Regions from separate parts of the Homo sapiens genome. Here region 1 is linked to region 2. Evidence: chromatin loops called from intact Hi-C (ENCODE). Cell type or tissue: right lobe of liver. All regions are shown on one strand. Links, peaks and the distances in the headings refer to the core of each region. The heading gives the core; the rest is flanking DNA.

Evidence for each region. Hi-C counts contacts between places; a loop is a spot of excess contacts. Peaks named below come from ENCODE experiments on the same cell type or tissue, not always from the same donor. Only the 100,000 strongest peaks of a DNase experiment are listed, where the experiment ranks them.
Region 1: a loop joins it to region 2, with 5 times the contacts of the local background. A loop is called at or near these places in 1 of 110 quality-filtered maps.

Annotation. Positions count from the first base shown.
Region 1 is chr20:25,423,141-25,427,531 of GRCh38, reverse strand. It overlaps GINS1 (GINS complex subunit 1), which reads right to left. Exons shown (of 7, transcript NM_021067.5): 5 at 2,205-2,321. Among named protein-coding and RNA genes, the nearest start is that of GINS1, 18 kb to the right of the region's middle. In right lobe of liver, for the core only: no CTCF peak of the experiment used is centred there; no DNase peak of the experiment used is centred there.
Region 2 is chr20:25,494,548-25,498,938 of GRCh38, reverse strand. It overlaps NINL (ninein like), which reads left to right. Exons shown (of 24, transcript NM_025176.6): 9 at 593-729; 10 at 2,136-2,276. Among named protein-coding and RNA genes, the nearest start is that of NINL, 89 kb to the left of the region's middle. In right lobe of liver, for the core only: no CTCF peak of the experiment used is centred there; a DNase peak (open chromatin) is centred at 2,588; H3K27ac peaks cover 376 bases.

The sequences.
Region 1 (4,391 bases), core at 270-4,269, 72 kb after region 2:
ACCACGTTTTACATCCTTTAGGATGGCTATGATTAAAAAACAGAACAAGGCCAGGCATGGTGACTCATGCCTTTGGGAGGCTGAGGCGGGAGGATCACCTGAGGTCAGGAGTTCAAGACCAGCCTGGCCAAAATGGTGAAACCGTGTCTCTACTAAAAATACAAAAATTAGCCAGGTGTGGTGGTGGGCACCTGTAATCCCAGCTACTTGGGAGGCTGAGGCAGGAGAATCACTTGAACCTGGGAGGTGGAGGTTGCAGTTGAGGTGAACCTGGGAGGTGGAGGTTGCAGGTTGAGCCGAGATCGCGCCACTGCATCCAGCCTGGGTGACAAGAGCAAAACTCTGTCTCAAAAACGAAACAAAATAACCCCAAAATATTTAGTGTTGGTGAGGATGTGGAGAAAATGGAACCCTTGCGTAATGTTGGAATGTAAAATGGTATGGCTGCTGTGGAAAGCAGTATGACAATTCCTCAAACATAGTATTACCATATGATCTAGTAATTCCACTCTGGATATATGCCCCCCAAAATTAAAAGCAGAGTCTCAAAGAGATTTATATATCCACGTTCATAGCAGCATTGATCATAAAATGATAGCTAAAATAAAGAAGCAACCCAGTGTCCATAGATGGATAAATGGATAAGCAAAATGTGGTATAGCCAGAAAAAGGAATATTACTCATCCTTAAAAAGGAAGGAAATTCTGGGCCAGGCGCAGTGGCTCACACCTGTAATCGCAGCACTTTGGGAGGCCGAGGAGGGAGGATCACCTGAGCTCGGGAGTTCGAGACCAGCCTGACCAACATGGAGAAACCCAGTCTCTACTAAAGATACAAAATTAGCCAGGGGTGGTGGCACATGCCTGTAATCCCAGCTGTTTGGGAGGCTGAGGCCAGAGAATCACTTGAACCCAGGAGGCGGAGGTTGCGGTGAGCCAAGATCGCACCACTAGACTCCAGCCTGGGCAACAAGAGTGAAACTCCATCTCAAAAAAAAGAAAAAAAAAATTGTGCAATGGTGCAATCTCAGCTCACCGCAACCTCCTTCTCCCCGGTTCTAGCGATTATCCTGCCTCAGCCTCCCAAGTAGCTGGGATTACAGGCATGTGCCCGGCTAATTTTGTATTTTTAGTAGAGACGGGGTTTCTCCATGTTGGTCAGGCTAGTCTTGAACTCCCGACCTCAGGTGATCCTCCTTCCTCAGCCTCCCAAAGCGCTAGGATTACAAGCATGAGCCACCGTGCCCAGCCGGAAATTCTGACACAAATTCTTACCACAGATACCACAGAAATGAACCCTGAAGATATTACGCTAAGTGAAATAAGCCAGTCACAAAAAGACAAATAACTTGTCATTTGTAGCTTCTCAGAAATTATTCTCTAACGAGAACAAAAGAAAACAAAAAGACAAATACTATATGATTCCACTCACATGAGGTAGTTACAGTAGTCAAAATCAGAGACAGACAGTAGAATGGTGGTTGCTGGGGGATGGGAGGCAGGGGTATTGAGAAGTTATTGTTTAATGGGTAGAGTTTCAGTTTTATAAGATGAAAAAAATCTGGATATGGAATGGTGGTGACAGCTGCAAAACAATATGAAAGTTGCAAAACAATATGGAATGTTAAACAATATTTAATACCACTTAAATGTACATTTAAAAATAGCTAAGATGGTAGATTTTATATGTATTTTATTATTTAAAAAATAGAAAAAATAAACAAAATGAAACAAAAATACCTCTTGTTTTGACTAATCCACCAACTTGAAAGACATTTGCTTTTTTTACTTTCAAAATTTAGCATTGATTTTCCATTTTGATTTAACTTTGTTTTGACATTTGTTTCATTTTACTTTCAAAATTTAGGGACTGATTTTCCATTTTGATTTAACTTTGTTTTGACATTTGTTTCATTTTACTTTCAAAATTTAGGGACTGATTTTCCATTTTGATTTAACTTTGTTTTAGTAATAGCTAAAACATTTATAGGGTTCCATACTCAAAACTATTAAAACAGGTATATTCAGAAAATTATAGCTGTTCCATCGTATTCTGTCATCCCCCTACAGGTAGCTTGTTTGATTTGGTCTATGCTTCTTTTCTATTTTAATAGAAGCTAACACATATTCATATACTCCTCTCTTCTTAAAAGGTAGCACAATTTACACATTAAAGAAAAATGCATTTTAAAAAGATATACATACTTCAATATATAGGCTTTTTGGTGGTTTCATATCCTGTGTAATGTCCAAACCTTCATCTCCTCCCAGTGACCTCATATAAGTAGCAAGAGATCTTTTATAATTATTAAACCACTCCATCTGCAAACATAGAGATGATCATTTGACAAAATTCTAAGAAAACTTGCACACACTGAATATCATCCATTCGAAAACAGTACACATCCCAACACAAATCACTGTTGTGACCATTCATTCATTAATGCTAAAATATTAATTGCCTCCTATGATATAGGCATTGGTCTGGGTACTTACAATGAATCATTCAATAAAGTGAACAAAAATCTCTGTTCTCAGAGAGCTTACATTTCAGCATACTTAATAATAAACCTTAGGAATCTTTGACCAGAAACAGAACCATGAAAAAGACGCCATTTCAGAATTATATCTTCAAACTCTGCATTGATGCTATTTCTGAAAACTATAAAACATTGTTAAGAAAACCCAAATGTCCACCAGCTGATGAATGGATATGTGCCCATATGATGGAACATTATTTAACCATAAGTAACAATGAAGTTCTGAAACGTATTGCCATTACCACATGAAAGACAGAAGGCCACATATTGCATGATTCTACTCATATGAAAAACCTGTAATAGGTAAATCTATAGAGACAGAAAGTAGATTCGGGATTTCCAGGAGCTGGGAGGAGGGAAGAAAATATAGAGTAACTATAAAGGGGACAGGGCTTCTTTGTAGGGTGATGAAAATATTCTCAAATAAGAATGTGGTATTGGATGCACAACAACTCTGAATATACTAAAAACCACTGCACTGTACAATTTAAGATGGTAAACTTCACAGTGTATGAATCATATCTCAGTAAATCTGCTATTTTAAAAAAAAAGTTGAAAACAATGAAAGACCTAAATAATACCATATTCACAGATTGGATGATTCAATATTGTAATAACGTCAACAATCTATAGATTCAATTCAATCTCAATCAAAATCTTAACTTTCTTTAAAATGGAACCTGACAAACTGAGTCTAAAATTTACATGGAAGTGCAAAGGGCTAATAGTTGAAATGCTCTCAAAAAAGAACAAGATGGGAACTTGCTCCAACTATACTATATAGTTACAGTAATTACAACAGTGGAATTGGTATAAGAACAGATAGACTAGCATAACAGAAGAAAAAGTCCTCCCATTCAGAATCCACAGGAATACTGACACTCAATGTATGACAAAGGTGGCACCATGCACACAGTGATGGGAGAGGCAGATCTGTTCAATACATGGTGCTGGGTCATCTCAATATCTATATTCAAAATGAAGCATGCCTCCTGTAGTATACACAAAACTTAATCCCAATACTGTAGATCTCTTTGTAAAAGGTAAAATATAGCTCCTAAAAGATTACATAGAAAAAAGGCCGGGCACGGTGGCTCACGCCTGTAATCCCAGAACTTTGAGAGGCCGAGGCGGGTGGATCATGAGGTCAGGAGATTGAGACCATCCTGGCTAACATGGTGAAACCCCGTCTCTACTAAAAATACAAAAAAATTAGCCAGGCGTGGTGGCGGGCGCCAGTAGTCCCAGCTACTCGGGAGGCTGAGGAAGAAGAATGGCATGAACCCGGGAGGTAGAGCTTGCAGTGAGCTGAGATCATGCCACTGCACTCCAGCCTGGGGGCAACAGAGAGACTCCGTCTCGGAAAAAAAAAAAAAAAAAGAGAGAAGAAAAATATCTTGGGAGGCTGAGGTAGGAGAATGGCTTGAACCCGGGAGGTGGAGCTTGCAGTGAGCCAAGATTGAGCCACTGCACTCCAGCCTGGGCGACAGAGTGAGATGCCGTCTCAAAAAAAAAAAAAAAAAAAAAAAAAAAAAAAAAAGAAAAGAAAAATATCTTAATAACCTTAATAACCTCTGGGTAGGCCAGGCACGGTGGCTCACTCCTGTAATCCCAGCTTTGGGAGACCAAGGTGGGCATATCTCTTGAGGCCAGGAGTTCAAGACCAGCCTGGTGAACATGGTGAAACCCCACCTCCACTAATAATACAAAAATTAGCCGGGCATGGTGGCACACACCTGTAGTCCCAGCTACTCCAGAGGCTGAAGCAGGAGGATTGCTTGAACCAGGGAGGCGGAGGTTGCAGTGAGCCGAGCTATGCCACTGCACTCCAGCCTGTGCGACAGAGTCAAAC
Region 2 (4,391 bases), core at 126-4,125:
ACTCTATTTTTTGTTGTTTCAGTAAAATGCCGGCTGTTCTGTGCTTTGAAGTTTATTAGTGTATTCTTCACATTTCTGTGGGGAGGAACACCCCGCTCTGGAAAGCTTTTTGGCTTTAAGCCTGAGGGCTGCTGTGGGGACCCCCTCCATCTCTCCACGCTCTTCTTGGTGGCATGAGCTGCAGGTCAGGCCTCATCGCAGGGAATCCCAAGGCTCACATCCTTAAAATAGATTATTTCAGAGGGAAAAGGGCCTTGTGCCCTGGCCTCCACAGCAGTCCCCATGAAGGGCCTGCAGGGGACTTGCCCCTGCCTGTGTCTGACACTTTGTCCAGGAAGAGGGGTTCTGTCTAGCCTGGGCCTACGCACCCCTGAGGCAGAGGCAGGAGGACCAGGCCATTGACAGCCCACCAGAGTTGCGTGGGATGGAGGAGGAGCACCCCTCAAGACGCAGAGACCTTGGCAGACAGGAGGGGCAGGTGCTGCCTGGGACAGCCATGCTGGGCTAGGCCCTGGATCAGGGAGGGAGCAAAGAGGTGTCTGCTTGGGGAAGTCCCTCAGCCTCTCCTGCTTACCAGGCTTGCTGCTTCCAGAGCCTGGACTTCAGCGTGGACGAGAAGGTGAACCTTCTGGAGCTGACCTGGGCCCTTGACAACGAGCTCATGACAGTGGACAGTGCCGTCCAGCAGGCAGCCCTGGCCTGCTACCACCAGGAGCTGAGCTACCAGCAGTAAGAGGCCACAGGGGACTGGGGAACGTGGCAGTGTGGCTGGCCAGGTGGGCCTGGAGGGGGGTCTGGGACACAAAGGACACCAGTCAGCTCTTATCCACCCCACATGGCCAGTCCTGGGGCAGGGCTCTGCACACTGTCTGTCCCGTGCTCTCTGGCCCCTCAAGCCGGCGCTCGCAGAGGGACAGGAGCAGAATCTAGCCACGGAGCATGGACAGGTGAATGGCAGCCGCTCATCCGTGTTTCTGGGCTGGGTGGGGCCTGAGGACCTGTGCCGTCTGAGTCTACACAATTTAAGGCTCGCTGGCTTTCCTCCCACTTGTTGAGGTGCTTGGGATCTGTATGTTGGGGGCCCCCACTGAGCCCTTTTCATTGAGGTTTCGAAGGGACAGACATGAGGTCCCCCCTCATGCTGGTGCAGGCGCTTGCCAGCGCCAGGTGGGGTCCTGCCGCTGCCTCTCGCGCCAGGGGGCTCCCAGGCTGGGCTGTCAGCAGGAGGAAGGAAAGGCGCTTTTCAAACGTGGTCACAAAATGCCCCGTGACGTTGGGCTGAGAACCCATTCCCTTTTAATTGTGTCTGTTTGGTTTGGCTGACCATTCAGGCCATCCGTCTGCTAAGCAGATTTGCAAAAAGATTGTCGTGGTGTTTTTGTCAATGTTCTGAAGCTGCAGAAAAGATTGGCAGAAACCACAATCTCAATCCTAAAGACTGCATCTGTCCAGGTGCAGACAGCGGAGCCGCCTCTGGCCTCAGGCAGCTCTGCAGATAGAACTGGAGAAAGGCTTGCCCAGGTCCCTCCCCTGGCCTTGGGACAGGGAGGGAGAAAAGCTCCTTTCGTGGGGAAACAGTCACTGGAATAGCAGGTGCCACCAATGATTTACACAGTGCCTCAGCTGGGTCAGGGTGGCCAGGCAGAGCTGAGACCACATACAACCACTGCGTTGTGCTCTGGTGACTCACTGTGTGCTCACTAGCGTGCTGGGATGCCCATGCAGGGCTAACAGGTGGCCATCCTCCCCGCCACATGCCCGTTACTGAATTAGGTACTTGCGATCCACGCCCAGCTGCCGATGAGAGGGCTCACAAACCAACTCCCACATGCCCTGGGGCTGCATAAGTGATATGGCATGCTGTGGGACTCCAGGCTCAGTCTTCCTGGGTTAGAAACCACCTAGAAACTTTCCTTGCCAAGTCACGTGGCCCCTCTCTCTCAGTGTACACATCTATAAAATGAGCATAGCAGTTGTAGAAACTGCCTTAGGAGCAGGCTGGTGGAGCAGTGCCCGCTGTATAGTTGGTGTGCTAGTTTCTATCATTGATGCAGATATGGGGCCCAGAGCCACCTGGCATGGCGGGTCAGGCCAGCAGTGGGGTCCCATCTGACCCTGTCTCCTTCCTGTGGCAGAGGGCAGGTGGAGCAGCTGGCAAGGGAGCGTGACAAGGCAAGGCAGGACCTGGAGAGGGCCGAGAAGAGGAACCTGGAGTTTGTGAAAGAGATGGACGACTGCCACTCCACCCTGGAGCAGCTCACGGAGAAGAAAATCAAGTGGGTTCTGGGCCCAGGTGGTGGATTCTTACCTGGGCCTCCCCAGCCCCTTTGAGGGCAGGTAGTGGACACAGGGCTGCCAGGGGCCAGAGCTGCGGGTGTGGCTCAGTGGAGACCCCCCTATTTCACCTGAGTCAGGGGGAATCCAGGGGGCACAGCCTTGAGAAAGCAGCAGAGCCCTGCTCTTCCTGGGGTTGGTGCAGTGCCTGGCCCTGGCTACGTCCCCATGGGCCGAGGAGGTCCTGCCTCCTGCCCTCGCTTTGCTGGGCTCTTCTCACATAAGCCAAGCCTTTCGGCCCCTAGCTGCGTGCCTGTGATGCAAGAGGCAGGTGGCTATGTTGCAAGGACTGGCAATGGTTTCCTTTTGGCCCAGCAGGTAGAAGGAGCCCAGAGAAGGAACCCAACTCCAGGTATCACAGCTGTAGTGACCCCGATGCGGGGACAGTTGTGTGGAACAGTGGCTGGATAGACCAGAGAAAAGGATTTCTGATTTGTTTTTATTTTTGTTTTTGTTTTTGAGATGGAGTCTCCCTCTGTATCCCAGGCTGGAGTGCAGTGGTGCCATCTTGGCTCACTGCAACCTCCGCCTCCCAGGTTCAAGCAATTCTCCTGCATCAGCCTCCCAAGTAGCAGGGATTAAACAGGCGCCTGCCACCACACCCAGCTAATTTTTGTATTTTTAGTAGAGATGGGGTGTCACCATTTTGGCCAGGATGACCAACTCCTGACTTCAAGTAATCCACCCCCATCAGCCTCCCAAAGTGCTGGGAATACAGGTGTGAGCCACCACGCCTGGCCTTAGATTTCCGATTTGTTTTGTTTAAGGATACAACCACCGCACTGGTTCACAAACAGAACATCTGAGGAAATTCCGCCCAAGAGGGTGTCCCAGGCTCAGGCAGGGAGAGGGGCTTCTCTACGTCATTGGTGGGGCACATGTCTGCCTGGGCTGAGCTGCTGTTTTTCACCTGAAGTTTGCGCATGCCTGGAGGGTCCTCCGGGGTAGCTCAGGACAGGCTTTCCTGGCTCTGAGTCACAGCTCTTGGGCAGGGGCAGCAAGACATGGCTGGCCTCCCTGCCATTCTCCCTTGTCAGTGGGTCCTCTGCTGGCTCGGGAGGTCTGCCCGAGGCTGCAGTCCTGGCCCTGTTGTCCCCACGCCCTTGGGTTCTTGGTCTGCAGGTCGGCCCACCCTCTGCATTGCACAACACAGACACAGCACTCGCTGCCATGGTCCTGGTGGTGGTGGCTCAGCTGAGCGTGGCTAGCAAAGAAGAGCTATGCGCGATGGAGCCACGTGGTGTGGCACCCTCCAGGGATGCGGGCGGTTTGCTTGGGGTGCTGCGGAGTCCCCAGGGTGAGCCTGCAGATGGGAGCCTGGCTGCTGGCCACATCGCATGTTGGAATTGTGCCAGCTGCACTGCGGGCTGAAGCCTGAAGCTGCTGCTCCTTTACCAAAGAAGCCCTGAGCATCTTTGTCGTGAACCTGGGGCTCCAGGGGTTGAGGGGCTACTGATGGGTCCGTGGCCTCTGGAGAAGTGAGTTTGGTTGGTGAAGACAGCTGTGGTGTGTCTCCTGTGTGCACCAGGGGTCGCCTCACGTAACAGCCACTGGGACCAAATAGGCCATTTATCCCCATTGTTCAGCCAAACAAACTGAGTCCTGGAGCAGCTCAGTAACTGGCCCAGTCCCGCAGCAGTGAGCGTGCGTGTGTGAAGCTGACACCCAGGTCTCCCTTCTCCTGGCCTTACACTGTTTCTGGGTCAGCCGAAGGCCACTGGTCAGCTTTCTGGGGAGCAAGAGCCTCAGGTGGGAGAAGCATGAGGGCAGAGCCCAGCCACTCTCCTTCAGGCCTTCCAGAGCCAGGCACAGTCCGGGGCCAGCTCTAAGGCCAGTGGGCGCCCCCCATCTCCATAACCCATGTCCTCAGGGTTTCCACGGATCTGTGCTGGGCAGAAGGGGGTCCCCGCTGCACCTCCTGCAGCCGCCACCTCCACATGGTTCAGTCCATAGGGGGTGGCTGGGACAGGGCGGGGCCTCACCCCGCCTCTGTTCGCCTGCACCTCCCAAGTGCCCTTTCCTTCCAGGGCTGGCTGGGGACGGCTGTACACAGCAGG